Regions from separate parts of the Homo sapiens genome. Here region 2 is linked to region 1. Evidence: chromatin loops called from intact Hi-C (ENCODE). Cell type or tissue: psoas muscle. All regions are shown on one strand. Each heading gives the region's core, and the rest is flanking DNA. Links, peaks and the distances in the headings are about the cores only.

Region 1 (16,334 bases), core at 5,300-13,299:
AAAACAAAACTGGAACCAGAGAATAGAAGCAAAGGGAGGAAGATCTGAGATGAACACAGGAAAGAAAAGTCTAAAACCCCTATCCCACATGGGTCACACTATGTGGAAATGAAAAGGGCGAGGTCCCCAACTCTGGAGATACTCAAACAGACTAAGGAAAGAAAGAAAAAGGGGGGTTCTTCAAAATCACATCATAAATGGAAGAAAACCTCCTATGTGCTGGAGGACTGAGATTCTCTAATTCTTAGTTGGAGACAAGACTGTTCTGCTTTGTTCAGCAGACACCTGTCACACTGCCCAGAAGTTCATGCCCATGGATTCTGGGGGTCCAGAAAAGAAAAGAAGAGGTGCTTACTCCTGGTACTAACCCCCATACTGACTCCCTATGAGCCCCAGCAAGTCACAACCCCAGCCAAGTGGGCACAATGACCTCCTACTCACTCATCGGAGTACCTAGGGACAATGGCCAAAGAATCCTCATAGTATCCATGGGACTTCCCGCAGCATACCCACCATCAGATTAACAAATGCTCTAGGTGTTTCTGTGGCCATTCTCTCCATGCAGTATTCAGGTCATCAAATATCTGATGACCACTAGGCCTGAACAAACAAATCACCACAACTAAGCAGTTTGGACATGGTTGACATCCAACCCCCAAGAATCAGTGTGGCATCCCAAGGGATGGGCAGAGCCCAACTCAGAGCCCCAGTAGCCAGTGATCCTAGTTGCAGGGGAAGGCAAGTAGACAAGTAGGAAGCACTGAATGGCCTGTGCTTATAAAAAGAAATTCAGTAGCCAAACTGAGCTTTGGTAGGGACTAGAACAGGAAAAAGTAAGACACGTACCACATCAAAGATTGGGAAGTTCATTGTTTCCAAGTATTTACGGAAATCTCCATCCAAATATTAGCTAACAATTAAGCTAACCCAGGAGAACTTTATAGGCCACACATGGCAAAGAACACAGGCCTTACAAAATTAGTTCAGAATAGTCACTAAGCAAACAAACAACAACAAACCCTGGCCAGACATGATGGCTTATGTCTGTAATCCCTACACTTTAGAAAACCAAAGCAGGAGGATCACTTGAGCTCAGGAGTTCAAGACCAGCCTGGGCAACAAAGTGAGACCTTGTCTCTACAAAACATTTTTAAAAATTAGCCGGGCGTGGTGGCATGTGCCTGTGGTCCCAGCTACATGGGATGCTGAGGCAGGAGAATCGCTTAAGCCCAGATGCTCGAGGTTGCAGTGAGCTGTGATTGTGCCACTGCATGCCACCCTGGGCAACAGAGTGACACCTGTCTCAAAAAAAAAAAAAAAACACGCCAGCACGGTGGCTCATGTCTATAATCCCAGCACTCTGGGAGGCCGAGTCAGGCAGATCACTTGAGGTCAGGAGTTCAAGACCATCCTGGCCAACATGGTGAAACCCCATCTCTACTAAAATACAAAAATTAGCTGGCCATGGTGGTACATGCCTGCAATCCCAGCTACTCAGGAGGCTGAGGCAGGAGAATTGCTTGAACCAGGGAGGCGGAGGTTGCAGTGAGCCGAGATTGCGCCATTGCACTCCAGAGCCTGGGCAACAGAGCAAGACTCCATCTCGGGAAAAAACAACAATGACAACAACAACAACAACAACAACAAAAACTTTGTTATTTGAAAATATTAACAAAATTGACAAACTTTTAGCTAGACTACCAGTGGAAAAAAAGAGAGAAGACAAAAATTATTAAAATCAGAATGAGAGAGGCCAGACGCGGCAGCTCACGCCTGTAATCCCAGCACTTTGGGAGGCTGAGGCGGGTGGATCACGAGGTCAGGAGTTCAAGGCCAGCCTGGCCAACATGGTGAAACTCCATCTCTACTAAAAATACAAAAATTAGTCAGGCGTGGTGGCACGTGCCCGTAATCCCAGCCACTTGGGAGGCTGAGGCAGGAGAATCGCTTGAACCCAGGAGGCGGAGGTTGCAGTGAGCCAAGACCGCACCACTGCACTCCAGCCTGGCAACAGAGTAAGACTCCATCTCAAAAAAAAAAAAAAAAAAAAAAAAAGGCCGGGCATGGTGGCTCACGCCTGTAATCCCAGCACTTTGGGAAGCCAAGGCGGGCGGATCACGAGGTCAGGAGATCAAGACCATCCTGGCTAACACAGTGAAACCCCGTCTCTACTAAAAATACAAAAACAAAATTAGCCGGGTGTGGTGGCAGACGCCTGTAGTCCCAGCTGCTCCGGAGGCTGAGGCAGGAGAATGGCATGAATCCGGCAGGCGGAGCTTGCAGTGAGCCAAGATGGTGCCACTACACTCCAGCCTCGGCGACAGAGCAAGACTTCGTCTCAAAAAAAAAAAAAATCAGAATGAGAGAGAAAACGTTACTTCTGACCTTAAAGAAATAAAAAGTATTATAAGGAAATAATATAAACCATTGTATGCCAAAAAATTAGATAACCTACATGAAATGGACACACACTACTGAATCTGACTCAAGAAATAAAAAATGGGAATAGTCCTAAAACAAGAAATTAAGGCCAGGCACAGTTGGCTTATGCCAACAAAAATTAGCCGAGCGTGGTGGCACAGGCCTGTATCCCAGCTACTGGGGAGGCTGAGACAGGAGAATCGCTTGAACCTGGGAGGCGGAGGCTACAGTGAGCTGAGATCGTGCCACTGCACTCTAGCCTGGGCAACAGAAGGAGACTCCGTTTCAAAAAAAAAAAAAATGAATGAAATCATGTACTTTACAGCAACATAGATGCAGCTGGCAGCCGTTATCCTAAGCAAATTAACACAGAAACAAACCCAAATAACATATGTTCTCACTTATAAGCAGGAGCTAAGCATTGGGTACACACGAACATAAACATGGGAACAACAGACACCGGAGACTTCAAAAGGCAGGAAGCAGAGAGGAGGCAAGGGCTAAAAAAGATCCTATTGGGTATTATGTTCACTATCTGGGTGACAGGATCAATAGAAGCCAAACCCTCAGCATCACACATGGTACCCTTGTAACAAATCCGCATATATACCCCTGAATCTAAAATTTTGAAAATAAGAATAAATTTTAAAATTAAAAAGTTTCCCAGGCCAGGGACAGTGGCTCACGCCTGTAATCCCAGCACTTCGGGAGGCCGGGGAGGGTGGATCACCTGAGGTCAGGAGTTCGAGACCAGTCTGATTAACATGGTGAAACCCCGTAACTACTAAAAATACAAAAATTAGCCACTCATGCCTGTAATCCCAGCTACTTGGGAATCTGAGGCAGGAGAATCACTTGAACATGGGAGGCAGACGTTGCAGTGAGCCAAGATCATGTCACTTCACTCCACTCCAGGGCCTGGGCAACAAGAGCAAAACTCCGTCTCAAAAAAAAAAAAGAAAAGAAAGTTCCAGCCAGGACAATTAGGTAGAAAAAAAAATAAAATAAAAGGCATCCATATTAGAAAGGAAAAAGTAAAACTATATTTGCAGATGATGTTTTTTTTTTTTTTAAGACAGAGTTTTGCTCTTGTTGCCCAGGATGGAGTGCAGTGGCGTGATCTCGGCTCACTGCAACCTCCACCTCCTGGGTTCGAGCGATTCTCCTCCCTCAGCCTCCCTAGTAGCTGGGATTACAGGCGTCCACCACCATGCCCAGCTAATTTTTTGTATTTTTTTTTAATAGAGATGGGGTTTCATCGTGTTGGCCAGGCTGGTCTCAAACTCCTGACCATGGGTGATCCACCCGCCTCGGTCTCCCAAAGTGCTGGGATTACAGGTGTGAGCCACCACGCTGGGCCGATGTGATCTTGTATATAGAAAGCCTGTGGAAGTTTCCCCCACCCATACATATACACACAGGAGAGACAGAGAGAGACAGAAAGAGAACATACATGCTAATAAACAAGTTCAGCAAGGTCAAGGACACAAGATCAATACACAAAAATCAATTATATTTTATACACTAGTAATGAACAATACAAAAGGAAATTAAGAAATTCCATTTGTAATAACATCTAAAAGAATAACACGGCCGGGCACAGTGGCTCACGCCTGTAATTCCAGCACTTTGGGAGGCCGAGCTGGGTGGATTGCCTGAGGTCAGGAGTTCAAGACCAGCCTGACCAACATGGTGAAACCCCATTTCTATTAAAAATACAAAAATTATCCAGGCATGGTGGCAGGCGCCTGTAATCCCAGCTACTCGCGAGGCTGAGGCAGGAGAATGGCTTGAGCCCGGGAGGCAGAGGTTGCAGTGAGCTGAGATTGCGCCACTGCACTGCAGCCTGGGCAACTAAGCGGGACTCTGCCTCAAAAAATAAAAGTAAATAAAAATAAAACACATAGGAAATAATTCAAAAAAAGAGGTATGAGACTCATGTACTGAAAACTATGAAACACTGTTGAAAGAAATTAAAGAAGACCTGACCCGGCCCAATGGCTCATGCTTTTAATACCAGCACTTTGGGAGGCCTAGGCAGGCGGATCACTTTGAGATCAGGAGTTCGAGACCAGCCTGGGCAACATGGTGAAACCCTAACTCTACAAAAAAATACAAAAATTAGCCATGTGGGGTGGAGTATGGCTGTAGTCCCAGCTACTCAGGAGGCTGAGGTAGGAGGATGGCTTCAGCCCAGGAGGCATAGGTTGCAGTGAGCTGAGATCATGTCACTGTACTTGAGCCTGGGTAACAGAGTGAGACCTCATCTCAAAAAAAAAAAAAAAAAGAAATTAAAGAAGACCTAAATAAAGACATCTCATGTTCATGGATTGGAATACTAAATATTGTTATGACAGCAATAATCCGTAAACTAATCTACAGATTCAATGCAAACTCCATCAAAATCCCAGCTGCCTTTCTGGCAGAATTGACCAGCTGATCCTAAAATTCATATAGCAATGCAAAGAACCCAGATTACACAAAACAATCTTGAAAGAGAAGAAAAAGTTGGAGAATTTATACTTCCCAATCTTAAAACCTACCAAGCTACAATAATCAAGACTGTGTTGTGTCCTCAATTCACCAGTAAGAAGAAAGAAAAAAAAAGGCTGTGGTACTGGCATACAGGTAGACATACAGACCAGCGTAACAGAAATGAGAGTCCAGATATAAATCAAATCAAAACATCTATGATTAATTGATTTTTTACAAGAGCACAGACCCGGTGCAGTGGCTCAAGCCTGTAATCCCAGCACTTTGGGAGGCCCGAGCAGGAGGATCACTTGAGGCCAGGAGTTCAATACAAGCCCGGCCAACATGCCAAAACCCCGTCTCTACCAAAAATACCTAAATTAAGCAGGCATGGGGGCATGCACCTGTAGTCCCAGCTCCCTGGGAGGCCAAGGCAGAAGAATTGCTTGAACCTGGGAGGTGGAGGTTGCAGTGAGCTGAGATGGTGCCACTGCACTCCTGCGTGGGCAACAGAGCAAGACTCCATCTCAAAAAAAAAGAAAAGAAATTATTTCTTTCTAAAAACATAATTTTTAATTTGTTGTTTTTAAAAAATTACCTATTCTGGGTGAATATGACCTACAAATGGCCAAAAAAGCATATAAAAAGATGTTCACCATCACTAATCATCACTAATCAGAGAAATAAACCACAATGAAATATCACCTCATACCCATTAGGATGGCTACCATCAAAAAAACAATAAGTGAGCCAGGCACGGTGGCTCACACCTGTAATCCCAGCACTTTTTTTTTTTTTTCTCCCTGAGACGGAGTCTTGCTCTGACACCCAGAGCTGGAGTGCAATGGCGTGATCTCAGTTCACTGCAACCTCCGCCTCATGGGTTCAAGCAATTCTCCTGTCTCAGCCTCCCCAGTAGCTGGGATTACAGATGGGCACCACCACACCCGGCTAATTTTTGTATTTTTGTAGAGACGGGGTTTCACCATGTTGCCTAGGCTGGTCTCAAACTCCTGACCTCGTGATCCACCTGAGTCGGCCTCTCAAAGTTCTGGGATTACAGGTGTGAGCCATCACGCCCAGCCAATCCCAGCACTTTGAGAGGCCCAGGTGAGGGGATCACTTGAGGCCACCTGTTTGGGACCAGCATGGGCAACATAGCGAAATCCTGTCTCTACAAAAGATTTTAAAATTAGCCAGATGTGGCTGGGCATGGTGGCTCATGCCTGTAATCCCAGCACTTTGGGAGGCTGAGGCGGGCAGATCATCTGAGGCCAGGAGTTCGAGACCAGTCTGGCCAACATGGAAAAACCCGTCTCTACCAAAAATACAAAAATTAGCCAGGTGTAGTGGTGCATGCCTGTAATCCCAGCTACTCAGGAGGCTGAGGCACAAGAATTGCTTGAACCCAGGAAGCACAGGTTGCAGTGAACTGAGATCACGCCATGGCACTCCAGTCTGGGCGATAGAGCGAGACTCTGTCTCAAAATAAAAATAAAAATAAAATAAAAATAAAAATAAATAAATAAATAAAATTAGCCAGGTGTGGTGGCATAAGCCTGTAGTCCCAGCTACTCAGGAGGCTGAAGTAGGAGGATCCCTTGAGCCCAGGAGCTCCAGGCTGGTCACTGCACTCCAGCCTGGGTGACAGGATAAGACTCTGTCTCAAAAACAACAATCAAACAAGCATTTTTGAGGATGTAGAGAAACCGGAAGCTTTGTGTGCTGTTAGTGGGATTGTAAAATGATGCAGCTATTATGGTTATGGGAAACAGAATGGAGGGTCCTCAAAAAATTAAAAACCACCATATGATCTAGCAATCCCACTTCCGGATATATAATCAAAAGAATTAAAAGCAGGGTCTCAAAGAGATTATTTGCACGCCCATGTTCACAGCAGCATTATTCACAATTGAAAGAGATAGAAGCAACCCAATGGCCATTAACGGATGAATGGATAAACCAAGTGTGATATATACATACAATAGAGTATTATTCAGCCTTAAAAAAGAAGGAAATCTTGTCACATGCTATAACATAGGTAAGCCTTGATGACATTATGCTAAGGGAAATAAGCCAGTCACAAACAATAAATATTGTATGATTCCACTTATATAAGGTATCTAAAGTAGTCAAATTCATAGAAATAGAAAGTAGAATGGTAGTTACCAGTGGCTGGGAGAAGGGGAACTGGGGAATTGCTGTTTAATGGGTGCAGGGTTTCCGTTTCACAAGATGAAAAAGTTCCGGAGGTCTGTTTCACAACAATGTCAATATACATAACACTACTGAACAGTACACTTACAAATGGTTAAGACAGTAAATCTTGTATGTTTTTTGTCACAATAAGAAAAAAAAAACTTTTAAAAATCACTCATTTCTCTTTTTTTTTTTTTTTTTTGACACAGAGTTTTGCTCTTGTCACCCAGGCTGGAGTGCAATGGCGCACTGGGCACATTGCAACCTCTGCCTCATGGGTTCAAGTGATTCTCTTGTCTCAACCTCCCAAGTAGCTGGGATTACAGGTGTGCACCACCAGGCTAAGCTAAATTTGTATTTTTAGTAGAGACAGAGCTTCACCATGCTGGCCAGGCTAGTCTCGAACTCCTGACCTCAGGTGATCCACCTGCCTCGGCCTCCCAAAGTGCTGGGATTACAGGCATGAGCCACTGTGCTTGGCCTAAATCAATCATTTGTGGGCCTCTGGGCTGTAGGACTCTGGGTCTCTTAAGAACATTGCCTTGTCCCTTGATCCTACTTAATAAGAAGTTTAAGTCTAACAGGTCAGTGTCTCTTCACAGACAGGAACACCAGAATCCCACCATTCTTATAAAAAGAAACAGGAACGCGGCCTCTGCAGCACCTCCCAAAAACTGTCATCACTCCTCAAAAATTCCTGACAGACCCTGATGTGGGAAGACTACGGCTCTCTTGCCTTTTACAGACTGGCTCATCCTCCAGAGGCTGAGGACTTTGTGGGTTGTGTTTTGTTTTGTTTTGTTCTGTCGCCCAGGCTGGAGTGCAGTGGCACAATCTCAGCTCACTACAACCTCTGCCTCCCAGGTTCAGGCGTTTCTCCTGCCTCAGCCTGAAGCTGGGACTACAGGTGTGCACCACCGCGTACAGCTAATTTTTTGTATTTTTGTAGAGATGGGGTTTCACCATGTTGTTCAGGCTGGTCTTGAACTCCTGACCTCAGGTGATCCACCTGTCTTGGCCTCCCAAAGTGCTGGGATTGCAGGCGTGAGCCACCACGCTCGGCGACTTTGTGGGGTTTTTAAGGAGGTGCCTACATGCTTGATATGCACGAGGTCCTGTGAGCTGGGTGAGGTCATTTGATTATCTAATCCCACAGATGGGCCACCTCACATCAACTCCCCCCCGCCACCCCCAGTAAGAACATCCACGCAACTGGTACTCCAAAGCTCACTGGCAAAACAACCATGGATCCACCAGGGGGCGCTGACACCACACTCAGCCATGCCCGGGGGCCCAGTCCCAGCCACCTACACAACCTAGGTTGACCTGCCTGCCTGTCTGCTCTCCATAGGTGGCAGATCTGGGTGGAAGGCTTAGGTCTCTGCCTAGGTAGATACCCCTTTGTTTATTTGTAAGTTATACTGACTCTCTCAGGGAAGAGCACATCAAACAATGCTAACAGATTTTAATTCATATTTCCTCTGCTCCATACAGGAGCAGGACCCTGGAAGAAAGGAATGGGCACATTTACTAGGAAAACCAAGTCTTGCCCAATTAGGAGGGTCACATACTGAAGTAATCACATAAATCGTGGGCCCTAAACTTCCAAAGGGCTTGAAAACAATCCTAAGGCCGGGTGCAGTGTCTCACACCTATAATCCCAGCACTTTGGGAGGCCAAGGCAGGTGGATTACCTGAGGTCAAGGGTTCAAGACCAGCCTGGCCAACATGGCAAAACCCCATCTCTACTAAATACAAAAATTAGCTGGACATGGAGGCGGGCACCTGTGATCCCAGCTACTCAGGAGGCTGAGTTGGGAGAATCACTTGAACCTGGGAAGCAGAGGTTGCAGTGAGCCAAGACTGTGCCACTGCACTCCAGCCTCGGAAGGCAGAGTGAGACACTGTCTTAAAAAAAAAAAAAGAAAAAAAAAGATTCCTGTCCTCTTCAAGCCCTGACCTTACCCATCACGCCAAATCCCCCAAATGAATCTTCAGGCCTCCTTCTAATGCCTTCCTTCCTCTTATACTACAAACATGCAAGTCATCTAGAAACAACTCCCTTCACCCTGCTTCCTCCACCTCAGGCTACCTGCCTGTACCTCCCTTAACTGAAGGGGTAGTTGGCAGCCCTATTTCTATTCCCTCATCTGCTATTCATTCCTCAAGCCATTAACTCCGTGAGTGTTCATGTCTATGTGCTAGAGCTGTCCTCCAGGGGTCTAATTTTCTTTTCCCTCCCTCCCTCCTTCCTTCCTTCCTCCCTTCCTTGCTTTTTTTCAAGAAACAGGGGGCCAGGCACGGTGGCTCACACCTGTAATCCCAGCACTTTGGAAGGCGGAGACGTGAGGATCATGAGGTCAGGAGATCGAGACCATCCTGGCTAACACAGTGAAACCCCGTCTCTACTAAAAATACAAAAAGAAATTAGCCAGGCGTGGTGGCGGACGCCTGTAGTCCCAGCTACTCGGGAGGCTGAGGCAGAAGAATGGTGTGAACCTGGGAGGCAGAGCTTGCAGTGAGCCAAGATCGCGCCACTGCACTCCAGCCTGGGCGACAGAGCGAGACTCTGTCTCAAGGAAAAAAAAAAATAGAAACAGGGTCTCGCTATGTTGCCAAGGCTGGTTTTGAATACCTGGGCTCAAGCGATCCTCCTGCCTAGCCCCCCACAGGCATGAGCCACTCTGCCCAGCCTAATTTTCAAGTCAAATACCTGCTTGGTCTTTTTGCAGCTGGATTTCTCTGCATTACCTGACATGGTTAACAAACCTGACTTTTGCCTTCCCTGACACTACACTCTTTTTAATTTGCCTATTTTTCTCATTCTTTTACCTCTTCTGTCATTAATTCCTATGCGCCAACACACATACCCAGTACATAAGGGTTTGTTTTCCGCCAATCTCCTCTTAAGTCTTCCATTCTCTCTATATAGTGGTTTTCTTTTTCTTTTGTACATTTTTTATATTTTTATTTTTTGGTAGAGACAGGGTCTCACTACGTTGCCCAGGCTGGTCTCGAACTCCTGGACTCAAGTAATCCTCATGCCTCAGCCTCCCAAAGTGCTGGGATTACAGGTGTGAGCCACCACACCAGGCTTATTTTTTTTAATATATAAATTTTTTTAAAAAAAGAGATAGAGTCTCACTATATTGCCCAGGCTGGTCTCAAACTCCTAGGCTCAAGTGATCCTCCTGCCTTGGCCTCCCAAAGTACTAGTATTACGGCATGAGCTACCACGCCCAGCCTCTTTTTATTTTTTATTTTTATCTTTTTTTTTTTTTTTGAGATGGAGTCTTGCTCTGTTGCCCAGGCTGGAGTGCAGTGGCGTGATCTTTGCTCACTGCAACCTCCACTTCCCAGGTTCAAGCAATTCTCCTGCCTCACCCTCCCGAGTAGCTGGGACTACAGGCACGTAACACTACGCCTGGCTAATTTTTCTATTTTTAGTAGAGACAAGGTTTCACCGTGTTGGCCAGACTGGTCTCGAACTCCTGACCTCAGGTGATCTGCCCGCCTTGGCCTCCCAAAGTGCTGGGATTACAGCCATGAGCCACTGTGCCAGGCCTCTTTTATTTTTTAAAATAGAGATGAGGTCCCACTATGTTGCCCAGACATGTCAGGCGACTTATCTATCCACCCGGCCCAGGGTATCCCAGAACGCTTCTGTGCTACCAGGCTCCTGGACCTTGGCAGGGTTCACAAGACTCATCAGTGTCACACATGTTTGTCTCCTCCAGCCTTTGGTGAACACCTATAAAGTCAATTCCCATTCTGTCCCCACTAACTCCTGACCACTCCCACACACAAATGAAGAGGAGTCTGTACTTGTGGAGAAGCCCACCCAGAAAATCAGAGCCCCTTACCTCACAGTAAACAATGTCCGCTCCATAATCCAGGGCCAGCAGCCTCATTGGAAGAGTCCCTACCCGAACCATTGGGGCCAGGATTAGCTTATTATGGTAACACAGAGAGAGGCTATTCAAAATCATTTCCTCCTCTGTTACAGCCTGAAAAAAAAAGAGGAAACAAGAGTCAGAAATTCAAATGAAGAAAATCTCTCCTGTTATCAAGAGCAGGCTTCCCTTCTTCAAGGTTCCAGCACACAGTAGTTTTCATTTTCTTTTGGTTGGTTGTTTATGTTTGATTGTTTTTGTTTTTGAGACAGTCTTGCTTTGTCACCCAGGCTGGAGTGCAGTGTAGTGCAGGGCTCACTGCAACCCAAGTAACTGGGATTATGGGCGTCTGCCACCACGACCGGCTAATTTTTGTATTTTTAGTAAAGATGGAGTTTTACAGCTAGGCACGATGGTTCACATCTGTAATCCCAACACTTTGGGAGGCCGAGGCAGGCGGATCACCTGAGGTCAGGAGTTTGAGACCAGCCTGGCCAACATGGTGAAACCCTATCTCTACTAAAAAATACAAAAATTAGCTGGGCATGGTGGCGGGCACCTGTAATCCCAGCTACTCAGGAGGCTGAGGCAGGAGAATTGTTTGAACCTGGGAGGCGGAGGTTGCAGTCAGACAACATGGCACCATTGTACCCCCGCCTGGGCAACAAGAGCAAGACTCCATCTCAAAAAAAAAAAAAAAAAAAGATGGAGTTTCACCACATTGGCCAGGCTGGTCTTGAACTCCAGACCTCAAGTGATCTGCCCACCTTAGCCTCTCAGAGTGCTGGGATTACAGGCATGAGCCACTGCACCTGGCCTGTTTTCCTTTTCCCTGAACATAAAAATTAGTATACATGCACATACATTCATCTAACGAATATTTATTAAGTACCTAGTCTGTGCCAGTCACTGACCCAGTCTCCTGGGATACATTAGAGAAAAAAAAAAAAAACAGACAAAAATCCCTGCTCTGGCAGTTTTCAATCATTTTTTTTTTACTCAGATACCTGCACTGGAGTATCTGAAGCAGAGTTTTCATTCTAGCCAGAGAGTATAGGCAAAAAAACAAAAAGCATAACAAATAAGTAAACTATATAGTATGTTGGAAAACTGGTAATGCTAGAGCAGAGAGAGGGGAGATTGAAAGTGCTGGGGATGGGTTGCAATTTGAAATAGAGAAGTCAACATGGGCTTTAATGAGAAGATAAGATTTGATCAATGAAGACCCCTGAGAAGAAAAAAAAAATGGAGCAAAGATTTGAGTTACTCAAGAAGAATGCACAGCAGAGGAAATAACCAATGCAAAGGTCCTGAGGCAAGAGATTGCCTACTGTGTTAGAGGAACAGCAGGAAAGCCAATGTGGTTAAAGCGTAGAATGTGGTCAGGCGCAGTGGCTCACACCTATAATCCCAATACTTTGGGAGGCCAAGGTGGGTGGATCACTTGAAGTCAGGAGTTCGAGACCAGCCTGGCCAACATGGCAAAACCCCATCTCTACTTAAAATATAAAAAATTAGGCTGGGCACTGTGGCTCGCGCTTGTAATCCTAGCACTTTGGGAGGCTGAGGCAGGTGGATCACAAGGTCAGGAGTTCCAGATCAGCCTGACTAACAAGGTGAAACCCTGTCTCTACTAAAAATACAAAAATTAGCCAGCTGGGCCGAGTGAGGTGGCTCACGCCTGTAATCCCAGCACTTTGGGAGGCAGAGGCAGGTGGATCACCTGAGGTCAGGAGTTCAAGACCAGCCTGGCCAAGATGGTGAAACCCCGTCTCTACTCAAAATACAAAAATTAGCTGGGCATGATGACAAGTGCCTGTAATCCTAGCTACTTGGGAGGCTGAGGCAAAGAATCTCTTGAACCCAGGAGGCGGAAGATTGCAGTGAGTCGAGCTCATGCCACCGCACTCCAGCCTGGGCGACAGAGCAAGACTCTGTCTCGAAAAAAAAAAAAAATTAGCCAGCTGTGCTGATGCATGCCTGTAGTCCCAGCTACTCTGGAGGCTGAGGCAAGAGAATTGCTTGAACCCAGGAGGTGGAGGTTGCAATAAGCCAAGATCGCGCCATTGCACTCTAGCCTGAGCAACAGAGGAAAACTCCATCTAAAAATAAAAATAAAAATAAAAATAATATATATATGTATATATATATATAACATATGTGTGTATATATATGTGTATGTATGTGTGTATATATATATATATATATATATATATATATATATATATATATATAAAATTAGCGGGATGTGGTGGTACACACCTGTAATCCTAGCTACTCGGGAAGCTGTGGCACGAGAATTGCTTGAACCTGCAAGGCACAGGTTGCAGTGAGCTGAGATTGCGCCCCTGCACTCCAGCCTGGGTAACAGAGGGTAAATGTCTCAAAAAAAAAAAACCAAAAAAAAAAACCACATAGAATGAAGAAGAGAGACCAGGCACGGTGGCTCATGCCTATAATCCCAGCACTTTGGGAGGCCAAGGCAGGAGGATTGCTTGAGGCCAGGAGTTTGCAGACCAGCCTGGGCAACATAAACTCAGTCTCTACCAAAAAAAAAAAATTTTATTTAATTACCCAGGCATGGTGGCATATGCCTATGGTCAGAGTAATTTGGAAGGCTGAGGCAGAATGATGACATGAGCCCAGGAGTTTCAGGTTACAGTGAGATATGATAATACCGCTAAACTCCAGTCTAGGCAACAGAGCAAGGAAAAAGAAAAAAAAAAAAGGAAAACACAGAGTCAGATACACAATGTTAACAGCAGTAAGAAAACAGGATACAATGGTCAGATCATGTAGAGCCTTGTAGGATACGCTGAGAATTTCATTAGCTCTGCATGAACTGTCTCATATTTTTACATGATCATTATGACTGCTGCACTAAGAGTGGACTATCCGGGGGCACAGATGCAGGAAGACCAGAGAGAAGGCGATTCTGTAATCAACATGAAAGATGATGGTGGCTCCCTCAGACCCTGGAGCTGGTAGTGAAGGTGTTGAGAAGTGGTCACATTCTAGAAATACTCTGAAGGGAGAGCCAACAGGAGGAAAAAAGAAAATCAGAATCTCACGTCCCAAAGAAAACTACTGCTAATATTATGTTTTTGTTTTTTTTTTAAACAGAGTCTTGCTCTGTTGCCCAGGCTAGAGTGGTGCAGTGGTGCAATCTTGGCTCACTGCAACCTCTGCCTCCCGGGTTCAAGCAATTCTTCTGCCTCAGCCTCCCGAGTAGAGTAGCTGGCACTACAGGCATGCGCCACCATGCCCAGCTAATTTTTGTATTTTTAGTAGAAATGGGGCTTTGCCATATTGGCCAGGCTGGTCTTGAACTCCTGACCTCGTGATCCGCCCACCTCGGCCTCCCAAAGTGCTGGGATTACAGGCATGAGCCACCATGCCCAGCCTAATATGATTTATTCTAACCAAATATGGTCTCCTCTAAACAGTCACAAAGAGGCCAGGCATGGTAGCTCATGCTATAATTCCAGTGCTTTGGGAGGATGAGACAGATGGATTGCTTGAGCTCAGGAGTTTGAGACAAGCCTGGACAACATGGCAAAACTCCATCTCTACCCAAAAATAATAAAAAAATAAATAAAATTAGCTGGGGGTGGTGGCACATGCCTATAGTCCCGGTTACTTGGGAGGCTGAGGTGGGCGGATTGCTTGAGGCCATGAGTTCAACACCAGCCTGACCAACATAGCAAAATCCCATCTTTACAAAAAATAAAAATAATAAAAAGACAGGCAATGGCTCACGCCAGTTATCTTAGCACTAAGGAGGCCATGGTGGGGAGATCGCTTGAGTTGGAGATGGGAGATCAGCTTGGAGTTGGAGATTAGCCTGGGTAACATGGCAAGACCTCATCTCTACAGAAACATAAAAATTAGCCAGGAGTGGTAGTGCATGCCTGTAGTACCAGCTCCTAGGGAGGCTGAGGTGAGATCACTAGAGCCTGGGAGGCAGAGGTTGCCGAGCTGAGCTGATATCATACCACTGCACTCCAGCCTGGGTGACAGTGAGACCCTGTTTGAAAATAAAAATAAAACTAGGCCAGGCAAGGTGCCTCACGCCTATAATCCCAACACTTTGGGAGGCCAAGGTGGACAGATTGCTTGAACTCAGGAGTTCAAGATCAGCCTGGGCAACATGGTGAAACCCCATCTCTACAAAAAATGCAAAAATTGGGCTGGGCACGGTGGTTCATGTCTGTAATCCTAGTGCTTTGGGAGGACGAGGTGGGTGGATCACTCGAGGTCAGGAGTTCAAGACTAGCCTGGCCAATATGGTGAAACCCCATCTCTACTAAAAATACAAAAATTAGCCAGACGTGGTGGCATGCGCCTGTAATCCCAGCTACTCAGGAGGCTGAGGCAAGAGAATCACTTGAACCCAGGAGATGAAGTGAGCTGACATTGTGCCACTGCACTCCAGCCTGGGTGACACAGCAAGACTCTATATAAAAAAAAAAAAAAAAAAAAAAATTAGCACCTGTAGTCTCAGCTACTTGGGAGGATGAAGTTGGAGGATCACTTGGGCCTGGGAGGTTGAGGCTGCAGTGAGCCATGATCATGCCACTGCACTCCAACCTGGGTGACAGAGCAAGACCCTGTCTCAAAAAAAATTTTTTTTTAATTTTTAAATAAAAATAATTTTAAAAAGAAATAATCTCTGATCCAAGGTCTAAAGGAAGAGAACATGTTAACCAGTCCAATATGTAGAAAGAAAATCTTTCCCATTTCATTAATAGCATCTCCAGTCTCCCAATTACTCATTCTTAACCCACATTCCCCACATTCAATCCATCACTGACTTCTATTGAAATAACCTTCAAAATATAACTAACCCACATGCTTTACTACATGCCAATGGCCACAACTGCGCACCAGAAACCCTCCGCTCATCTGTTGCCAGGACTTTAGCACAGCCCCCAAATGTGTCTCCCAAAATCTACACTTGCCCCTTCCTATCCATTCTGCCAGCATGGGATCCTAAAAAGGCAACTCTGATAATACCACTCCCCCGTTTATACCTTTCAATGGCTTCCCACTGACTTTAGGAAAAATCCTAAACCTTTCTAATGGCCCACAAGGCCCTGCATGATCAGTCCCTACCCACCTCTCCAGCCTCACCCTCACCTGTGTCTCTCTCACCCTCCCTCTCGGCCCTGGCCACCCTGGCATTCCCTTTTTTTTTTTTTTTTTTTTTTTGAGATGGAGTCTCACTCTGTTGCCCAGGCTGGAGTGCAGTGGCGCAATCTTAGCTCACTGCAACCTCCACCTCCCAGGTTCAGCCTCCTGCCTCAGCCTCCCGAGTAGCTGGGATTACAGGCACCCACCACCACACCC
Region 2 (16,334 bases), core at 4,754-12,753, 340 kb after region 1:
CTGTGGGGGTTTTTTGTAGTTTCTCATCCCATTGGGCAAAAAGAGAAATTAGAGCTAGTATACTTCTGTGAAATTGTAATTACTGTACTTGAAATCACTAATCCAAAAAACGATGGCAGCCTCAGTTTCCTCATCTGTAAAATGAAGATAATAATAATGGCACCTGCCTCTGGAAGTTATAATTGTTAAATCAGATGATGCCTGTAAAGCACGGGGCACGTAATGTTTACTCAAAAAGAGATGTTGTTACGCTGATCTCATTTTCAGCTGACACAAAGCTGGTAGGGACAGTGAGTAAATATCCAAAATTATCTCAGCTGGTAAACAGTCACCCAAATTAAACTAAATGAAATTTATTAGAGTGAAAATTTAAAGTACTGAACTCGGGGTCAAAAAACTATAATTTGTACTCCCAAGTTCATAGCAGCATTATGGACATAGTAAAATGTAGAAGCAACCCGAGCATTCACTGACAGATAAATGGATAAGCAAAATGTGGTATCTACACACGACGGAATATTATTCAGCCTTTATAAAAGGAAGGAAAATCTGACACATGCTACAACATGGATGAACCTTGAGGACATTACGCTGAGTGAAATCAGCCAGACATAGAAGCACACATACTGTATGATTCCACTTATGTGAGGTACCTAGGGCAGTCAGATTCAGAGACAGAAAGTAGAATGGTGGTTGCCAGGGGCTGGGCACATGGGTAATGGGGAGTTATGTCGTCTCTTCCAGGAAGTCTTTCCTGCCTGTACACTGCCTCTAGCCCCTGTAGTTAATGGTGCTCTTCTCTGCAACAGAGGCAAGTTTCTGTTGCTCTGCCTGTCTACCATATGACAGATTTGCTCAAGTGCCTGTCTGATCTGTGGAGTTCTTTGAGGGTACAGGTAACATCTGATTCATCTTTTCAGTGTCAAAATCTGCAAGAAATTGTGTTTTATCCTCAAGTCACCTCCTGGTGGTAATTCCAGACAGAAAGGGGCAGGGGTGACAGTTCCTGCCAGTTGAGATTGCCTCCTTTAAAGAACATTTCCAGACATTCTGCCAAACTATACCTTCTATATTTATCTCATTTGACACACCTCTTTACAAGGAATGCTAGGAAATACAGGGTTTTTTTTTCCTTTTTGTTTTGTTTTGTTTTGTTTTGTTTGAGACAGAGTTTTGCTCTTGTTGCCCAGGCTAGAGTGCAAAGGCGCTATCTCGGCTCACCACAATCTCCACTTCCTGGGTTCAAGCGATTCTCCTGCCTCAGCCTCCCAAGTGGCTGGGATTACAGGCATGCGCCACCATGCCCAGCTAATTTTGTATTTTTAGTAGAGATGGGGTTTCACCATGTTGGTCAGGCTGGTCTGGAACTCCCAACCTCAGGTGATCCGCCCGCCTCAGCCTCCCAAAGTGCTAGGATTACAGGCATGAGCCACCGTGGCTGGCCAGGAAATACAGGTTTTAACTCTGCACTTTAAAACCCCAACGTTATAAAGACTTGTCAGGAAAGAAGAATTCTTAGGCACCTTCTGCTGAGGGTCTAACCACTATACAAGCTGCCTAATGAGTGAGTGACCTCTAAAGTTATCCATTGACTCCAAAATTCCCAGAATCTGATTTCTCACACACAGTGAGGTGGGTGATTCTTTTTTTACTGTAATCCTGGCTACTGGCCGGGCGCAGTGTCTTACTCCTGTAATCCCAGCACTTTGGGAGGCCGAGGCAGGCAGATCATGTGAGGTCAGGAGTTCAATACTAGCCTGGCCAACATGGTGAAACCCCATCTCTACTAAAAAATACAAAAATTAGCCAGGCACGGCACATGCCTATGATCCCAGCTACTCGGGAGGTTGAGGCAGGAGAATCACTTGAACCCAGGAGGCAGAGGTTGTAGTGAGCTCAGATTGTGCCACTGTGCTCCAGACTGGGCAACAGAGCGAGACTCCATCTCAAAAAAAAAAAAAAAAAAAAAAAAATCCTGGCTACCTTCATGACAATACTGCGTCAGTTGGAGTTCCTGGGCCTTATAACAGAGCGTAGGGCAGGGGTCAGCAAATCTTTTCTGTAAAGGGCCAAATTGTAAATTTTTTTTTTTTTAAGACAGAGTCACTCTGTTGCCCAGGCTGGAGTGCAGTGACATGATCTCTGTTCACTGCAACCTCTGCCTCCCAGGTTCAAGTGATTCTTCTGCCTCTGCCTCCTGAGTAGCTAGGATTACAGGCGCACACCCTGAAGCCTGGCTAATTTGTGTATTTTTAGCAGAGACAGTGTTTCACATGTTGGTCTCAAACTCCTAGCCTCAAGCAATCCGCCTGCCTCAGCCTCTCAAACTGCTGGGATTATAGGTGTGAGCTACTGTACCGGCCTCCAAATTTTAAGTATTTTAAGCTGTGTGGGCCGTATGGCTTCTGTTGTACCTATTCTGCTGTTGGTGGTACAAAAGCAACCATAAATAAAGGAGTAGGTAAACAAATGGGTATGACTGTGTTCTGTCATACCCATAGAACTATTTACAAAAACAATTACCAGATTGGATTTCTCCCACCCCTGTGATAGGCAGTGGGTCGTGGCCTCTAGTTTGGCAGAAGCTGGGGTTCTACAGACTAGATACACAGAAGGTAAGATGATGTTCAGGCAGTCTGGGAAAAAACAATTCACAAATCTCAGCCTCCACACCAAAGTCTCAACAGTCGGGCCTTTTGGGTTCCATGTTTCTCTTAAGGACACTGCAGTTTCTCAGTCACTTAGGCTTAAAACTTCAGGGTCTTTTTTTTTTTTTTTTTAAGTGGGGTCAGTCACATTGATTGAAGTATAATTTACAGAACAGTGAAGTTTATCCTTTTTCTGTATATTCTGTGCTATCAGTTTTGACAAATGCTGTCATGTAATTGCCACCCTAGACAAGATACAGAACAGTTTCATCACCCCACAAAAATTCCCCTGTGCCCCTTTGTTGTCTACACTTAGCCCCAGTTCCAACCCTTGACAACCACTGATCTACTCTTTGTCCCTATAGTTTTGCTTTTCCATTATGGCATTTAAATGGGATCACACAGTATGGTGCCTTTAAGTAGGGCATCTTTCAGTTAGCAGAATGCATTTGAGATTTGTTCATTGTGGCATATATCCGTAGTATGTTCTTTCTATTGCTGAATAGTATCCATTGGCGTTGATATACTACTGTTTATCTGTTTACCTATTGAAGGATATTTGTGTTGATTACAAGATGTGGCAATTATGAATAAAGCTGCTGTAGACATTCACATATAGGTTTTTGTGTGAATATAAGTTTTCATTTCTCTTGGTAAGTACTAAACCTAGAAGTAGGATTGCTAGGTTGTGTGATAGGTATCTATTTAGCTTTATAAGATGGCAAACTTTTCCAAAGTGGCTATATTATTTTACATTTTCGCCAATAATGAATAGTTGCTTCCTACCCTTGCCAGTATTTGATATCAGGTTTTCTGAATTTCAGACATTGTAATGTGTATTTAATAAGTTTTAATTTGTATTTCTTTTTTTTTTTTTTTTTGAGACAGAGTCTCACTCTGTCACCCAGGCTGGAGAGCAGTGGCACAATCTCGGCTCACTACAACCTCCGCCTCCTGGGTTCAAGCGATTCTCCTGCCTCAGCCTCCTGAGTAGCTGGGATTACAGGCGTGCACCACCATGCCTGGCTAATTTTTTTTTTTTTTTCTAGTAGGAACGGGGTTTCACCATGTTGGCCAGGCTGGTCTCAAACTCCTGATCTCGGGTGATCCGCCCGCCTCGGCCTCCCAAAGTGCTGGGATTACAGGCATGAGCCACTGAACCCAGCCTTAATTTGTTTTTTGTTTGTTTGTTTGTTTTGTTTTTTTGAGATGGAGTCTTGCTCTGTCACCCAGGCTGGAGTGCAGTGGCACAATCTCAGTTCACTGCAACCTCTACCTCACGACTTCAAGCAGTTCTCCTGCCTCACCCTTCCAAGCAGCTGGGATTACAGGCACCCGCCACCATGCCTGGCTAATTTTTGTATTTTTAGTAGAGGCAGGGTTTCACCATGTTGGCCAGGCTGGTCTCAAACTCCTGACCTCAGGTGAGCCACCGTGCCCGGCCTTAATTTGTATTTCTAATTAATGCTGTCTAATGACTACTGATACGGTAAGTTATAGTAATTGATTTTATTTTTTAAATTAAATTTAATTTTTTTTTTTTGAGACGGAGTCTCACTGTGTTGCCCAGGCTGGAGTGCAGTGGCACGATCTCAGCTCACTGCAACCTCTGCTTCCCGGGTTCAAGCAGTTCTCCTGCCTCAGCCTCCTAAGTAGCTGAGACTACAGGCACATACTGTCATGACCGGCTAATTTTTTTGTATTTTAGTAGAGATGGGGTTTTACCTTGTTGCCCAGGCTGGTCGCAAACTCCTGAGCTCAGGCAATCTGCCCACCTTGGCCTCCCAAAGTGCTGGGATTATAGGCGTGAGCCACCGCGCCTGGCCTAGTTTTTATTTTTTTGAGGCAGGGTCATGCTCTTGTTGCCCAGGCTGAAGTGTAGTGGTGCAAAAATGGCTCACTGCAACCTCCACCTCCCAGGCTCAAGTGTTCCTCCCTCCTGAGCCTCCTGAGTAGCCACAGGTGTGTGCCACTGCACCTGGCTTTTTTTGTTTGTTTTTTGTAGAGACAGGGTTTCACCATGTTCACCAGGCTGGTCTTGAACTCCTGGCCTCCCAAAATTCTGGGATTACAGGTGAGCCACTGCACCTGGCCTTTTTTTTTTTTCTTTTTCAGTTAAACATTTTGCTATCCAGGCTGGGCGCGGTGGCTTGCTCCTGTTACCCCAGCACTTTGGGAGGCTGAGGCTGGTGGATCGCTTGAGGCCAGGAGTTTGAGACCAGCCTGGCCAACATGGCAAAACCCCTTCTCTACAAAATGTACAAAAATTAGCCAGGCGTGGTGGTACACATCTGTGGTCCCAGCTGCTCGGGTGGCTGAGGCACGAGAATCACCTGAACCCAGGAGGCGGAGGTTGCAGTAAGCCGAGATTGCGCCACTGCATTCCAGTCTGGGTGACAGAGTGAGACTCTGTCTCAAACCAAACTAACAAACAAAAAAACACCACATTCTCCTATCCAATAGTAGTTGATTTTAGAATGTTGAGCCAGCCTTGCATTCCTGGGATTAAACCCCTGTTGGTCATGGTGTATTTTTTTTTTAATTTTTATTTATTTTTGTTTTGTTTTGTTTTTTAGAGATGAAGTCTTGCTCTGTTGCCCAGGCTGGAGTGCCAGTGGTGCGATCTCAGCTCACTGCAGCCTCTGCCTCTTTGGTTCCAGCGATTCTGCTGCCTCAGCCTCCTGGGTAGCTGGGACTACAGGTACCCACCATCACGTCTGGCTAATTTTTTGTATTTTTAGTAGAGACGGGGTTTCACCATGTCAGCCAGGATGGTCTCAATCTCCTAACCTCATGATCCGCCCGCCTTGGCCTCCCAAAGTGCTGGGATTACAGGTGTGAGCCACCACGCCCAGCCACATTGCTAGATTTAATTTGCTAATATTTTGTTGAGGATTTTTGTGCCTAAGTTTATGAGACGTATTGGTCTATAGTTCAGTTATTTATTTTATTTTATTTTTTTGGCTCTCCCACCCTGCTGATAATCCCAAATCCTAGTGATAACTGTCTGCTCCATTTCATTCCCTCCATTAGACCCTCCTTATGTCTTACTTGATATCCTAACTGGTTCTCTGTGTCTAATGTCTCCTAAACTCTATCCTACCTACGTCTTTCTGCCAAATTAAAGAAAAAAAATGCAGGCCGGGCACAGTGGCTCACGCCTGTAATCCCAACACTTCGGGAGGCCGAGGTGGGCAGATCACCAGAGGTCAGGAGTTCGAGACCAGCCTGGCCAATATGGGGAAACCCCGTGTCTACTAAAAATGCAAAAATTAGCTGGGCATGGTGGCGCACACCTGTAATCCCAGCTGCTCGGGAAGCTGAGGCAGGAGACTTGCTTGAACCTGGAAGCAGAGGTTGCAATGAGCCAAGATCACGCCACTGCACTCCAGCCTGGGTGACAGAGCAAGACTCCATCTCAAAGAAAAAGAAAAAGAAAAAAAATCCAATGGTTCTTATTGCTTACCTGCATTAGTCAAGGTCTAGACAGGAAACAGTCAGTGTACTCAAAGGGTTAATTAAAAACTCTTTAATGAAGGGATTATTCACAATAGTGTGAGTAGTAAAGGAAACATACAAGGGATAGTGGAGCACCCAGGGACTGGCAAGGTAGTGTCCCCACCCTAGGTGCAATGACGGAGTGGGGATGTGTCACTGGAACCCAGCAAAAGCAATGGCCATGGGAGAGAGGGGTCCTCTAAAGGAGCTGTGACCTTGGTTAAGGAACACAGCTCTGCCAGAACCATATCCTGGGAGGGAGAGAAGGCAAAAAATAAACACCTTGGCCTTTCCTCCTGCTCGCTGATCTCTTCCTGGTTCTTTCCCTTGGCTGGACTCAGATGGAAGCCAGAGGACCTGGAGCCCAGGGCTTTAGAGACTGACCTTCTGACTCCAGAGACAAAAAGCAGGGCAGAGAGGATCAGGTAGGGAAGGAGGAGCAGACCAAGAATACTGAGCACACCCACCTGTCAAAGTCCAAACTCTTGAGATTAACACTTTACGCCACCAGTTCTGGCTCCTACTCACCTTGCTGACTTGTCACCCCTGAAATTAGGACTTTTCATCTTTTTATGTCCCACAGCTCCCTCGTTAGCTCCTCAGAAAAGGTGAGACATTGACCAGATTAGTATTGGTTTTGAACAGTGGATCAGAGGCAAACAGTCACCCCCAGAGCAGACAGTGGAAGGAACTTGCCTGGCTCACACTCATGAGGAAGGATGGAAGAAGAGTTGCTCCACACATGCACATGTTACAAAATGACTCTTTTTCTTTCTTGTTTTTATAGAGGCTCAGAGAAGTGAAGTAACCTGCTCAAGGTTTCATGCTGGTTGTAGCAGGTCATGCACACAGCCAGGCGTGGAACCCTGGGAGAGTTACCTCACCTCTTTGAGCATGTTTTCTTATCTGTACAACAGGGTTGCATGGAACAAGGGACAGACTAAACACTGGCTGCCCTATTATACTCACTTCATATTAGCTCAGAATTATGACCCTCATATTTCTACTCAACTTTTGAAGAAGAGACATCTAAGTCAGTCACAGATAGTTAACAGATATCTTTTTTTCAGAAAAAGATTCCCTATGTACTGACTCATATCTAATTGGCCAGGCCCAATTATAAGTATTCTACAAATATTAACTCAATCCTTAAATCCCCTGTGAGGTAGATAAAATTTCCCCATTTTACAGATGAGGAAATGGAGATACAGAGTGACTAAAGGACTTACCTGAGGTCACCCAGCTGGAAAGTGACAGAGCCAGGATTTGAACCCAGGCAAGGCCTTGTCAAATTGTATATAGCCTGTCCTGCCAAGGCACACTTCATTCCTGACCAGCATGTGGTGATGGGAAATGTATGTGGTCTTGGCAGGACTGGGTTTGTGGAGATCTTTGGAGGCATCTGAAGGATATGTGCAAGGATGTTAAAGACAAAGAGTGGGGAAATTTTAGGGGTGAGAAAGGGTAGCCACTGAAATTAACAAGGAAAACCAGCTCTGCCTGCTTGGGCAGGAAATACCTAGTCAGCAAGCCTGCCTGCCTTCATGCCATCTGGCTTCCTCGGGGGCCAGCCAATACCCCTTTATGGGAGTTGATGAAGCTTCCCTTTGAGTCAGTGGCAGTAAAACAGGTTATTAAAAATTTTTCGGCCGGGCGCAGTGGCTCACGCCTATAATCCCGGCACTTTGGGAGGCTGAGGCAGGCGGATCACGAGGTCAGGAGATCCAGACCATCCTGGCTAACATGGTGAAACCCCGTCTCTACTGAAAATACAAAAAATTAGCCGGGTGTGGTGGTGGGTGCCTGTAGTCCCAGCTACTCGGGAGGCTGAGGCAGGAGAATGGCGTGAATCCAGGAGGCAGAGCTTGCAGTGAGCCAAGAGCGCGCCACTGCACTCCAGCCTGGGTGACGGAGCGAGACTGTCTCAAAAAAGAAAAAAAATTCTAGTCCATTCTGTTGTTTTAAGCTACCGATACTTATATATATTTTTCACTTCATATTGGCTCAAAATTATCATCCTCATATTCCTACACAGCTTTTGAAGAGGAGACATCTAAGTTGGTCATAGATACGTAATAGATCATTTAAAAAAAAAAAAAAGATTCCCGGCCGGGCGCGGTGGCTCACGCCTGTAATCCTAACACTTTGGGAGGCTGAGGCGGGCAGATCACGAGGTCAAGAGATCGGGACCATCCTGTCCAACATGGTGAAACCCCGTCTCTACTAAAAATACAAAAAATTAGCCAGGCATGGTGGCGGGCTCCTGTAATCGCAGCTACTTGGAAGGCTGAGGCAGGAGAATCGCTTGAACCTGGGAGGTGGAGGTTGCAGTGAGCCGAGATCGTGCCATTGCACCACTCCAGCCTGGGCAAAAAGAGCGAAACTCGATCTCAAAAAAAAAAAAAGGGTTCCCTATGTAGTGGATACATACATTCCCTATATATACCCAAATACAACTAGGGTGAGAAGGAACACGGTGTGAGAGTGGAGGAGGTGTGCCCTGGGCATGAATTTAGAGAAGACATGGACTGTGTCTCACTCCCTTAGCCCTGTAACAATTAGTAATTAATGACCAACAAAATTTGGCTGGGCACAGTGGCTTATGCCTGTAATCTTAGCACTTTGGGAGGCCGAGGCAGGAGGATCACCTGAGGTCAGGAGTTCGAGACCAGCCTGGCCAATATAGTGAAACCCTGTCTCTACTAAAAATACAAAAATTAGCCAGGTATGGTGGCGCATGCCTGTAATCCCAGCTACTCGGGAGGCTGAGACAGGAGAACCGCTTGAACCCAGGAGGCTGAGGTTGCAGTGGGCCAAGATCATGCCACAGCACTCCAGCCTGGGTGACAGAAATGAGACTCCGTCTCAAAAAAAAAAAAAAAAAACTTAAGTAGAATCTCACTACTTACCTAATGCTGCATGCTTGACACTGTCAAGCTCCTATAACAGCCATAACCTGTAAATAACCAAGACACCTGTAAAAGCAGACAGTGACCAAATAGCCGAAGGGAGTCCAGGACATGAAAATTGTAGAAGATAACTGTGTGCTTGACCTGTTTTCTAAGAAAACTAGTAGAGAAGCCTGTAGGGGCAGAATTAGCAAAGAGAAAAGAGAGAGATGGTGGCTGGGCTCAGTGGCTCATGCCTGTAATCCCAGCACTTTGGGAGGTCAAGGCGGGTGGATCACCTGAGGTCAGGAGTTCGAGACCAGCCTGGCCAACATGGTAAAACCTTGTCTCTACTAAAAATACAAAGATTAGCTGGGTATGGTGGCGTGTGCCTGTAACCCCAGCTACTGAGGTAGTAGCTGAGGCAAGGAGAATCGCTTGAACCGGAGCGGCAAAGGTTGCAGTGAGCCGAGATTGCACCATTACGCTCCAGCCTAGGCGACAGAGTGAGACTCCGTCTCAAAAAAAAAAAAAAAAAAAAAAAGAGAGAGATGGAGAAAGTAGAAAAGGAAAGCAAGGTGACTGAGTGGCCACAGACAGTTTACCATCAGAAAGAATGAAAGCTGGTTAAAATAAAACAACCCCAGTGAGAGTACAGGAGGCAAGCCAAGCTTCACAGTCACAGAGAGTGGAGACAAGAGGCACGAAATTGGCAGGGATCTGGAGTTAGAGGCAGCCCAAGTCATGTGTAATTTAGTGGTTCACAAAGGAACAGGTGTACTTCAGATAGAATCGAGCAGTACAGGATGTTATACTGGGCTATGCTGACAAACCATCCCCTACTATAGACATTTTCTTAGTCCAGTACACTTGTGTCTACAGTAGGAGCAAAAGAGATGCTGGGCTTGAAAATGAAGTTGAGAAAACAATTTCTCCAGCCGTGGTGTCTCATGCCTATAATCCCAGTGCTTTGGGTGGCCGAGGTGGGAGGATCACTTGAAGCCAGGAATTTAAGACCAGCCTGGGCAACATAGTAAGATGCTGCCTCTATATTAAAATAAAATTAAAAAAAACTTTTTTATTAAAAAGCCAGGCTCAGTGGGTCACGCTTATAATCCCACCACCTTGGGAGGCTGAGCTGAGAGAATCGCTTGAGGCCAGGAGTTTGAGGCCAGAGTTTGAGACCAGCCTAGGTAACACAGTGAGACCCCATCTCTACAAAAAATAAAAAATTAGGCCAGGCTCAGTGGCTCATGCCTGTAATCCCAGCACTTCTGGAGGCCCAGGCGAGCGGATCACCTGAGGTCAGGAGTTTGAGACCAGCCTGGCGAACATGGTGAAACCCTGTCTCTACTAAAAATACAAAAAAATTAGCCAGGTGTGATGGCGTGTGCCTGTAATCCCAGCCAGTCAGGAGGCTGAGGCAGGAGAATCGCCTCAGCCTCAGAGCTCGGGAGGTGGAAGTTGCAGTGAGCCAAGATTGCACCACTGCATTCCAGCCTGGGTGATAGAGCAAGACTCTGTCTTAAAAAAAAAAAAGTATGTCCTAAATGCCACTGGATTATGGGGGTTGGTTTTTTTGTTTGTTTGTTTGTTTTTTGTTTTTGAGACAGAGTCTTTCTGTTGCTCTGTCACCCAGGCTGGAGTGCAATGGCATGATCATAACCCACTATAGCCTGAAACTCCTGGGCACAAGTAATCCTCCCACCTCAGCCTCCCAAAGTGCTGGGATTACAGGCATGAGGCATTGCACCCAGCGGCCACTGAATTGTTCACTTTAAAATGGTTAATTTTGGCTGGGTACAGAGTTTCAGTATGGAATGATGATGAAGTCCTGGAGGTGGATGTTGGTGATGGTTGCACAATACGAATGTATTAGTGCACTGAACTGTACACCTAAAAATGGTTTAAAATGGTACATTCTGTAATGTACATTTTTCCACTTCCCAAAAAAGATTCTAGCCAGGGACCATGGCTCATGCCTGTAATCCCAGCAATTTGGGAGGCCAAGGCAGGAGGATTGCTTGAGCCCAGGAGTTTGAGACCAGCTTGGGCAACATGATGGAACCCTGTCTCTACAAAAAACACAAAAAATTAGCCAGGTATGATTAGCAGGGCGTGATGACACGCACCTATAGTCCCAGCCACTTACTTGAACCCAGGAGGCGGAGGTTGCAGTGAGTCGAGATGGCACCACTGGACTCCAGCCTGGGTGACAGAGTGAGACTGTGTCAAAAAAAAAAAAACCCAAAAAGCCAGGTGTGGTGGCTAATTTGAAATAAGGTTCTTTGTCTGAATTATAAGTGGTCCTGGCTAAATATGCAGATGCAGTGCTACTCCCTGGATTTGGCTAGATCAGGGAGCTTGTGATGGTGTCCCATTAGTAGGACCAGAGGTACATATATCTGTCACTTTGTGTTTGAAATGCAAGCTTTTTATTTAAAAAGTGAGAAAGGATTCCTTTTAGAACCACATTTTCCTTTTTTTTTTGTTTTTGTTTTTGAGACAGAGTCTCAATCTGTCGCCCAGGCTGGAGTGCAGTGGCGCAATCTCGGCTCACTGCAAGCTCTGCCTCCTGGGTTCACGCCATTCTCCCGCCTCAGCCTCCCGAGTAGCTGGGACTGCAGGTGCCCACCATCACGCCTGGATAATTTTGTTTTTGTATTTTTAGTAGAGACGGGGTTTTACCATGTTAGCCAGGATGGTCTCAATCTCCTGACCTCGTGATTCGCCCTCCTCAGCCTCCCAAAGAGCTGAGATTACAGGCATGAGCCACCGTGCCCGGCCTTTTTTTTTTTTTTTAAATTATTCCCCTTTATCCCCTTTCTCTACTCTGGTTTCCCTATCCCCTGTAAATGTATTTAGTATGTATCCTTTCATTTGTATAATTTCCTATGAAGCATTTTTGTTTCTGTGCATGTGTGTGGGTTTTTGTTTTGTTTTGTTTTGTTTGAGACAGAGTCTTGCTCTGTCACCCAAGCTGGAGTGCAGTGGCATTATCTCAGCTCACTGCAACCTCTGCTTCCTGGGTTCAAACGATTCTCCTGCCTCAGCCTCCTGAGTAGCTGGGACTACAGGCGTGCACAATCACATCCAGCTAATTTTTTTATTTTTTAGTATAGATGGGGTTTTGCCATGTTGATCAGGCTGGTCGTGAACTGATCTCAGGTGATCCGCCCACCTCTGCCTCCCAAAATGCTGGAATTACAGGCGTGAGCCACCGCACTCAGCCTGTGTGTGTATTTTTAGTTTATATAAATAATGTATTAGAGCTCGCTATGTTTTCTTTTTTTTTTTTTTTTTACCAAGTTCATTCATGTGACTGTATTCATCTAGTATTGTTTCTAACTTGCAGAGAACCCCAGTGGGTATATCCCCCACACTTTACCTGCCCACTTCTGATCCCCAGATTGTCTCCAACTCTGCACCTCAGACATGATGTGGTAAATATCTTTGTATCCCTTATCAGTGCATCCCTATGAGAATTTCTTTGGGAACACACATACACACACACACGAGTAGAATTTGTGAGTCACAAAATGCATAGTTTTAATTATATATAAGGCCAGATTACTTGTTATTCAGAACAGCTGTACGATTCTGTATCACTATCAGTAGCACGTGAGGATAGAACCTCCAGTATGTTTTCAGAGGGTAACTTTGGTGTTTCATGGACGAATGTGGCCATGAGAAGCTGGTGACACCAGTGAGTAGGCGCATCCAGAAAACACTTTACTGAGCACAGTGAGTTCATTAATTTATTCATTCACTAATCAGTGGAGGGCCTGCTGTGTTTGTGGGCCTGAGGACACAAAAGAGGAGTAAGTTTAGTTCCTATTGCAAGTATATAGAAGGTGCAGAGGGAGGAGCTCCTGGGGGGGTACAGTCAGAAAAGATTTACAGAGGAGGGAAGATGTAGGGTAGAGAGGAGTTCCAGGAGTTGGTCATCTCAAAGAAAGCAGAAGCTGTGCTATGCAGAGGGACCTGCCGCAGAGTCTTAATTTTTTTTTTTTTGGGGGGGGGTCTAGGCACAGTGTGACTTGCTTCTGTAATCCTAGCGCTTTGGGAGGCCAGGATGGGCAGATCAGTTGAGGCCAGGAGTTCGAGACCAGCCTGGGTGACATAGTGAAACCCTGTCTCTACAAAAAATGCAAAAATTAGCCAGGCACAGTGGTGTGCACCTGTAATCCCAGCTACTCAGGAGGCTGAGGTGGGAGGATCCCTTGAGCCTGTGAGGTTGAGGCTGCAGTGAGCCATGATCAAGCCATTGCACTCCAGCCTGGGCAACAGAGCAAGAATCTGTCTCAAAATAAAAATTATGATAGTGACCAAGATCAGGAGTAGTTAGCTTTTTAAAGGTAATTGGTAGGCCAGGCACAGTGGCTCACACCTGTGATCCCAGCACTTTGGGAGGCTAAGGCAGACGGATCACCTGAGGTCAGGAGTTTAAGACCAGCCTGGCCAACATGGTGAAACCCCATCTCTACTAAAAAATATAAAAATTAGCTGGGCATGATGACACATGCCTGTAGTCCCAGTTACTCGGGAGGCTAAGGCATGAGAATCGGTTGAACCCAAGAGGCGGAGGTTGCAGTGAGCTGAGATTGTGCCACTGCACTCCAGCCTGGATGACAGAGTGAGACTCCATTTCAAAAAAGAATCAATAAATAATTGGTAAACAAAGGGACCGTATGGTGTTTATAAAATTATTGGTAAAATGATGTTACCAAAGGTAATACATAGAAGTTAAAATAGTTGTGTTAGAGATTTTTCCCTCTTAATGACAGATTTGTCCTTTTAATCATAATACAGAGGGTGAGAAGGTTCAGGAAAGTGTACATATAACAAACAGGACATTTTGTTATGACTCCAAATGTAGATAATTTTTCACATGCGTTAAACATAGTTCAGAGGTTCTCAGCTGGTGGCTGCACACTAGGATCACCTGGGGGGCTTTAAAAGTGAACGATAAAAGTGAATGATGAAGCCAGGCATGGTGGCTCATGCCTGTAATCCCAGCACTTTGGGCAGCCGAGGCAGGCAGATCACTTGAAGTCGGGAGTTCAAGACCAGTGCCACTCCACTCCAGCCTGGGTGACAGAACAAGACTCTGTCTCAAAAAAAAAAAAAAAATAGTGAATAATGGTCACCTCACATCCATCAGAACGGCTAACCAACAAAAAACACCAGAAAATAACAAGGGTTGGTGAGGACGTGGAGAAATCAGAAGTCTTGCACGCTGTTGGAGGAAATGTAAAATGGTACAGCCACTGTGGAAAACAGTATGGTGGTTCCTCAGAAAATTAAAAATCTAATTACCATGACCCGGCAATTCCACTTCTGGGTATATGCCCCAAACAAATGAAAGCAGAGTCTAGAAGAGATATTTGTACACCATGTTCATATCAGTATTATTCACAGTAGCTAAAACATGGAAGCAACCCAGGTGTCCATTGATAGAGGAATGGATCAGCCATACAATGGCATATTACTCAACCTTGAAAAGGAAGGAAGTCCTGACATATGCTACAAGGTTTGTAAGGGTGAACCTTGAAGACATTATGCTAGCCAAAATAAGCTAGTCACAAAAGCACAAATAACGCATGATTTCACTTAGATGAGGTATCTAAAGTAGTCAAATTCATAGAGACAAAGTAGAATGATGGTTGCCAGGGGCTGGGGCGGGGGTAGTGGGAATGGGAAGTTATTATTTAATGGGAATAATGGGTATTATTTAATGAGTTTTTAGTTTTGCAAGGTGAAAAGAGTTCCAGAAGTAACCATCCACCAGGGTGGTGGTGATGGTTACACAACAATGTAAATGTATTTATTTATTTATTTACCTATTTATTTTATTTTATTTGAGACAGTCTTGCTCTGTCGCCCAGGCTGGAGTGCAGTGGCTTGATCTCAGCTCACTGCAACCTCCGCCTCCCGGGTTCCAGCAATTCTCCTGTCTCCACCTCCCGAGTAGCTGGAATTACAGGCACATGCCACCACGCCCGGCTAATTTTTGTATTTTTAGTAGAGATGGGGTTTCACGATGTTGGTCAGGCTGGTCTCAAACTCCTCACCTCAGGTGATCCACCCACCTTGGCTTCCCAAAGTGCTGGGATTACAGGCATGAGCCACCACGCCCAGCTGTAAATGTATTTAATACCACTGATGTATATACTTAAAAATAGTTAAGATGGTCTGGGCGTGGTGGCTCACGCCTGTAATCCCAGCACTTTGGGAGGCCAAGGTGGGTAGGTCGCTTGAGCTCAGGAGTTCGAGACCAGCCTGGTCAACATGGCGAAACCTCATCACTACCAAAAATACAAAAATTAGCCAGGGGTGATGACACACACCTGTAATCCCAGCTATCATGTGGCTGAGGCAGGAGAATCGCTCGAAACCAGGAGGGGGAGGTTGCAGTAAGCTGAGATTGCGCCACTGCACTCCAGCCTGGGCAACAGAGTGAGACTGTCTTTAAAAAAAAAAACAAAAAGTAGGTCAGGCTCGGTGGCTCACGCCTGTAATCCCAGCACTTCGGGAGGCTGAGGCAGGCAGATCACAAGGTCAGGAGATCGAGACCATCCTGGCTAACACGGTGAAACCCCGTCTCTACTAAAAATACAAAAAAAAAATTAGCTGGGCATGGTGGGGGGGCGTCTGTAGTCCCAGCTACTTGGGAGGCTGAGGCGGGAGAATGGCGTGAACCCGGGAGGCGGAGCTTGCAGTGAGCCAAGACCATGCCACTGCACTCCAGCCTGGGCGACAGAGCGAGACTCCGTCTCAAAAAAAAAAAAAAAAAAGTAAATTTTATGTATATTGTACTACAATTTTTAAAATAACATTAAAGTTTAAAAAGAGAAAAAGAAAATGACGGTGATGTGGCCCACATCACTCTTGTCTGTTTCAGTGGGTCTAGGGTTACCAGTGATGCTAATATGGAGTGGGGAACTGCTGGTTTAGCTGGGGGAAATGTTGGATGGGGAACCCTGATATTCTGAGCACACCTACATCTCATCTTGGTTTTCCCACGACATTGATCCCAAGCAAAGGACTTTTGTTTGGTTTTGTTCTTTATTGTATAACCCTTGTGATCAGAAGAAAAACTCTACAATGAATAAGACAGAATCATGTCTCAGAAAATTTGGCAAAGTTCAAAAATTGAAAAGAAACAATAAAAATCATTCATAATCCCATCAACCTCAGCAATCAATAAATTCAGGAGTATTCTAGTCCTTCTACAGCATTGAATAGAGATATTTTATAGATATATTACAGATATCCTTATATATATACTCATACCTAT

Evidence for each region. Hi-C counts contacts between places; a loop is a spot of excess contacts. Peaks named below come from ENCODE experiments on the same cell type or tissue, not always from the same donor. Only the 100,000 strongest peaks of a DNase experiment are listed, where the experiment ranks them.
Region 2: a loop joins it to region 1, with 2.9 times the contacts of the local background. A loop is called at or near these places in 2 of 110 quality-filtered maps.

Annotation. Positions count from the first base shown.
Region 1 is chr16:68,032,771-68,049,104 of GRCh38, reverse strand. DUS2 (dihydrouridine synthase 2) reads right to left here. Exons shown (of 17, transcript NM_017803.5): 3 at 10,956-11,099. The coding sequence starts at 11,081. Among named protein-coding and RNA genes, the nearest start is that of DUS2, 18 kb to the right of the region's middle. RefSeq lists a silencer at 4,373-4,562. In psoas muscle, for the core only: CTCF peaks have their summits at 8,142 and 8,346 (motif pointing right); DNase peaks (open chromatin) are centred at 8,364 and 10,753; H3K27ac peaks cover 1,343 bases.
Region 2 is chr16:67,688,232-67,704,565 of GRCh38, reverse strand. The region is part of intron 1 of GFOD2 (Gfo/Idh/MocA-like oxidoreductase domain containing 2); the gene reads left to right. Among named protein-coding and RNA genes, the nearest start is that of GFOD2, 23 kb to the left of the region's middle. In psoas muscle, for the core only: no CTCF peak of the experiment used is centred there; no DNase peak of the experiment used is centred there.